Linked DNA regions of Homo sapiens: region 2 is linked to region 1. Evidence: chromatin loops called from intact Hi-C (ENCODE). Cell type or tissue: endothelial cell of umbilical vein. All regions are shown on one strand. Links, peaks and the distances in the headings refer to the core of each region. The heading gives the core; the rest is flanking DNA. Region 1 has its middle 56 kb from the start of DCUN1D5. Region 2 has its middle 40 kb from the start of MMP12.

Region 1 (2,930 bases), core at 142-2,641:
TGTTGCAATGTCTGTATTTTATGTTTTAAATTACCCTTTGTCTGTCCTACCTGTCACCAATATTTGGCCTAACTTGCCATTTACCTTTTCATGTTGTTTATAGCCATATAGTTAAGTCTTTTTATTCATGCTTCTCCTTTTGTGTGAATTTATTATATTTTAAATTAATTACCTTTACCTATATTATTTTAATCTTAATGAAAACTATAATAACTATGAAAAGGACAGTGTTATTCATCTTTTAAAGCTTATTACACTGATATCAAAAGATTAACTTTTTAACATTCACAAATTAGTAGGTTACATTAATTTTCCAAGGTTAGAGGCATTGTTGAGTCTGAGATACTTTGATTGTTTTACAAATACCTTTCACAGATCCTGCACTCAAGGAGGAAAAACTGATAAATGAACTTAACAAAGCTTCAGAGGTATCTGAGGGGAAGTACAGAACTTCACATCTGTGGAGTGATCAGGTCACTGACTGATCACAGTGGTAGTAGTAGTAGTAGTAGACACAGTGGTACATCACCCATTAATTTAGTTACTGGTTGAGGTAGAACTCACAGGGCTGCAATTAAAGACTCTCTTAACATTATTTTTTGGATTTTATGATTCACACATTTTTTTTCTATTAATTGAAGACTCAGAGATTACATCTTGTCCTTTGAAAAACATCAGATGAAGTAAGCCAATTTTCTAAGTGTAAATTCATACATTTCTTAACTGGAAAAAGAAAAAGCAGCACCCCAAATATAAAAGGTATTATAATTTTGGATAAACTATTAGAAAGGCTGGCATGTGGAGCAAAACATGACATACTATTAATGGTACCCTTGGACTGACAGACTTATGGTAAAGTTTATGAATTCATATGAAGAAATGCAGCTACTAATTACTTTCAGATGAAGATACCATTAAGCCATTGAATTAGTCAGCTTGAGCTGCCATAACAAAAGCCACAGACTTTGTGTCTTAAAACAACAAAAATTTATTTTTTCACAGTCTGCAGGCTGGAAGTCTGAGATCAGGACGTTAGTTGGGTCCAGTTCTGAGGAGGACTCTCTTTCCAACTTGCAGATGGCCACATTGTCGCCTTGTCCTCACATGGTGGAGAGAGAACACTGGGTCTCTTCCTCTTCTTATTATAAGGACACCAATTCTATGAGATAAGAGTTCCAACCTTAGGTGTCATCTTCAATACAGCCACATGGGGGAGTCATTCAACATATGAATTTTTCAAGGACACACTTCCGTTCTTAACAGCCTTTAAGAGAATGACACATATTTTCCACTACAGAAGATATTACTAGTTAGCAAAATTTTACAGGAAATAGCTGAGGATTGTGTTTATGGTTTAAGCAAACAAGATGATGACATTTCCTTAAGCTAAACATAAATGCTGATCAATGGCCTCATTTAACTCTACTACCAGAAAACCAGCCTAAGACAAACCTGCCCTCTCTTGTGACAAAACCCAAACTACGACTCAAGAATTAAATGCTGATGGTAAATACAATAGAGTTTGGAATGACAACAGAATGTTCTCCTAAGCCTCCTGAGAAACACAGAAGACATAAAATATCACAAGTCATCATTATTCAGAAAGATCCCTACAGAGATCTCTGTTGCAATAAATTCTCTAGAAGGAAAAGGGTCTGCATTTGGGGATAACTGACCTACTCATTTGTCAATGGAATTTAAGTAAAATGTAATTTTATTGGTTGGAGAGATTTTGTGCTGCTTAGGTAGAGAGAAAATATGTTTCTTTCTGTGTTTTTTTTTAATAAAATAAAATCTTGGAGCTCAAAATTTTATTCAACATACTTATACTTTTATTCAACTTTGGTACAAAAACAGGAAGAAGTAAGGTAGGAAAGCAACTGAATAAGAACAGGAGAACTAAAGATAAAGAGGAGCCTATTCTCAATAATGCATCTGAATAAACTGTTTAACTTAAAAAGATTGATTGAGCAGGGAAAGGAGCAAAATGGGAAGCAAAGAAGGAGAAGATGATGATGGAAGAGAGATACTTGCACAAATGTACATCCCATGGGGAGGAACACATGGTAATTAGGAGGTCATGAAGCAAACGTTTAGAGAAAGTAATTACATAAAAAGTATAGGAATAATCCAGGAAAGAAATAGGTGTTAAATAAAAGTAAGTATGGATGATTTCACTAAAAACAAGTCATATTAGTGTATCTGCTTTTCTTCTATAATGGTTATTAAATCAGTAGATCAAGGGAATGCTTCCAGAGATTTAGGACAAATATGACAAAATCTTAGTAAATATCCTTATGAAAATAAAAAAGAAAATGTAAGTTGGATGTTGGCTAAATTATATGAGCCATGTATCTAGTTAAATAATCATGTTCAAAGCATATTAATTAATAGACATATGTCAGTTCATTCATTCATTCTTCAATTATAAACTCTTATTAAGCAGCAAATATTTGTCAGGCACTATGTTAAGCCTTAGAGATACTAAGAAGATCAAACTGTGGTCTCACAATCTATTAGGAAGAAGCAGGGCTGTCACCAATAACTGTGATAGGCTGTTCATTAACTATGACAATAATAATCTAGCTTAAAGAAAAATCTTTAGTGAGAAGAAAAGATACTTCCAAAGCCTTAATCTTATTCACCATTTTTACCAATAATGTGGCTAATGCCAGCAAGAACTTGCTTACTATTTTGCAGATGTCATAGAACTTGTGGAAATAGTTAGACATTGGTAGATCAAAATAAGAAGTCAAGAAAATCTCAATGGATGGGAATAATGGGCTAAAACCAGTAAGATGAATTAAATATAAATTAATGTGGTGATTTACATTGAGGTTAAAAGAACACAACCACGTGAATACAGTACTTGGAAGACGTAGCTTGACAGCAGCTAATATGAAAAAGACCTGACTCTCAGTCAAACACAA
Region 2 (2,930 bases), core at 254-2,753, 120 kb before region 1:
CCCAAGGCCACACAGCTTCTAACTGGCAAAGTCAAGATTCAAAAACAGGAGCTAACTCTGAAGCCTAATTTTCTTAACCACTTTGACAGTGAATTGTCAAAGGACATTCTATTCATTTATATATTTTTTAAAATTACTGAACGTTATTATGTACCAGACATTTTTCAGGCACTGAGAATGCAGTGATGAATGTAGAATGAAATTTACTTTTTATTTAGAAATGATGAACCCTGTATGATATCTTCTCCATGGTATTGAAAATTTTAGAATTTGGTTAAAATCATACTTGAGAATAGAAAGAAAAAAAATTTAAACCAGAGGTAAGCACAGACCATACATTCGAAAATTTTGGCCTATTTTAGTGGCTCACGCCTGTAATCTCAACACTTTGGGAAGCCGAGGTGAACAGATTGCTTGAGTCCAGGAGTACAAGACCAGCCTGGCTAATATGGCGAAGATCCTATCTCTACCAAAAAAATATAAAGAAAAGAAAATTTTATCGATACAAAGCCGTATTCTAAATGGAACTTAATGATACATAAATTGCTGGGTATCAAGGGAGAATATCCAGGAGAGTTTAGGTTATATCGTTGTTTGGATTTTTTTAAACTTTTTGTTACATTAATTTTTTTATTAGTTTATTTTAAGTCATATTCATTGAAGTATAATTTACATACATAATTATGTATAATTTTCATACAGTAAAATATGTATAATTTTCATACAGTAAAATTTATACTTTGCTGAGTGTTGGCAAATTAAGATGCAAACCACAAAATATAAACCATCTAAGGGGTTATGTCAGCAAGATAGCAGAATAGGAAGGGCCAGACTCTACTTCCCTGCGGGGAGACACTGAATCAACAAGAATACATAAATCAATTCCCTTTATAAGAAAACCAGAAACAAGTTAGGAGGTTCCTGCACTTCAAGGGAAGGCAAAACCAGCCTCACTAAAGCCAGTAGAAAAACTCATGGCACTCACTCACCATAGTCCTTTCTCCCATTTCAGTGTGAATTATCAAAAGAAAACTTCTAGCTACTGTCTTCTGCTTGCGGAGGGAAAGAGAAGGCTAGACAGTACATCCAACATTCAGACTCTTTAGGGGGCTGGTCAAGGGACTGGTTTCTGTCTTGCCTGAATCTAAGTGCAGACAGGAAAGAGTGTCAGGTTGAAGGCTGCTAAGAACAAAGGTGAAGATTTGCAGCACTCACTTGATGTACTTGCTCCTCCTGGCTCATTGTAAAATAAGTAGGAGAAAACCACCAACTCCTGGCTTTTCCCTGGGGAGGAAAATTACTGGAGCATGTGTTCAATGTTCTAGTTTTTCAGGGAGCTGCCAAGGGATTGGTTTCTGTCTCACCTGTCTCAGAGCACTGACAGGACCTGACAATATAGAGATGTAGGGACCACTGACAACAAAAGAATTGGGCAGCTTGATACTGCTTAGGAGGACCTGTGGTATAGCAGATAGAGGCCAACACAGCTCCATAGCCTCCTCGTTGGGGTAGAAAGAGAAGAATTCCATGTATGTCCATGTTCCAACTATTCTGGGAGCTGCCCAAGACACTGGTTTCTGTATCCCTAGTCTCACAGCACTGACAGGACCTGGAATATGCTAGAAGCCTGGAGGTTGCTAAAGCCAAAACAGAATGGGGCAGCTTGAAGCAGCTCCAGAAAATCTTCAGTGTTGCAGACAGACACCAGAGGGAGCAAGAGATCGTGAGCTCCTCCAAAAATAAACTGGCAAATCCCTCTAATTCAGAATTTATGTGCTCAAAGACAGAGATAATGCACCCACAGAAAAAGTTTGAGAGACCCCCAGAATCTCTAGCTGGGATAATTGGTGAGGGTATTTTCCTGTTCAAAGTCAGCCCATAAAGACTGGGAGAGGTGGCTGTTTTTTCAAATGTGTAGATCCCAACACAGTTACAAGGCATACAAAGAAACAGAAAGCCTGGCCCAATCAAAGGAACAAAATAAACCTCCAAAAAATGATCCTAAAGAAACAGAGGTATATGAGTTGCCTGAAAAAAGTCAAGATGTTATAAAGATGCTTAAAGAGCTCAAGAAAGTGATACATGAACAAAATGAGAATGTCAACAAAGAGAAAATATAAAAAAGATCCAAACAAAAATTCTGGAGCTGCAGAATACAATGTGAAGTTACAGTGGAAAGATCTTCCTCTATGAAGAAAGTGGGCCCTCACCAGGCACCAAATCTGCTGGCACCTTGATGTTGGACTTCTCGATTTCCAGAACTTTGAGAAACAAATTTCTGTTGTTTATGAGCAACACAGTCTAAGGTGTTTTGTTATAGTAGCCCAACAAATTAAGATAAGGGGTTCGACAGCAGACTTAGTCAAGCAGAAGAAAGAATCAGTGAACTCAAAGACAGATAAAATAGACTTTAAGTCAAAAATCATGACAAAAGACAAAGAAGGACATTATTTATTGATAAAAAGGTGAATTCACCAGCAAGATAAACAGCTATAAACATACATGCAACCAACATCCAAGGACCCAATTATATGTAGCAAACATTGATAGAAGTGAATAGGGAAATAGCAGTACAATAACAGTGGGAGATTTCAATACTCAACTTTTAAAAATGAGAAAACATTATTCACATGCAAAAAATGTAATTAGACCCTTATCTTATACCATACACAAAAATCAACTCAAAATGGATTAAAGACATATATATATGACCTGAAACTACAAAAACTCTAGAAGGAGACATAGGGAAAAACCTTGATAACATTGGTCTTGACATTGATTTCTTGGATATGACCCTAAAACCACAGGCAACAAAAGTAAAAATAGACGAGTGAGACACCATCAAACTAAAATGCTTCTGTGTAGCAAAGGAAGCCATCAACAGAGTCAACTTATGGAATGGGAGAAAATATTTGCAAACCATATATCTG

The links. Peaks named below come from ENCODE experiments on the same cell type or tissue, not always from the same donor. Only the 100,000 strongest peaks of a DNase experiment are listed, where the experiment ranks them.
Region 2: it touches region 1 in a loop (3-fold over the local background); 1 of 110 quality-filtered maps calls a loop at or near these places.

The regions. Positions count from the first base shown.
Region 1 is chr11:103,034,937-103,037,866 of GRCh38, forward strand. No RefSeq gene overlaps it. Among named protein-coding and RNA genes, the nearest start is that of DCUN1D5, 56 kb to the right of the region's middle. In endothelial cell of umbilical vein, for the core only: a CTCF peak has its summit at 1,222; a DNase peak (open chromatin) is centred at 1,265; H3K27ac peaks cover 447 bases.
Region 2 is chr11:102,913,250-102,916,179 of GRCh38, forward strand. No RefSeq gene overlaps it. Among named protein-coding and RNA genes, the nearest start is that of MMP12, 40 kb to the left of the region's middle. In endothelial cell of umbilical vein, for the core only: a CTCF peak has its summit at 1,693 (motif pointing right); a DNase peak (open chromatin) is centred at 1,692.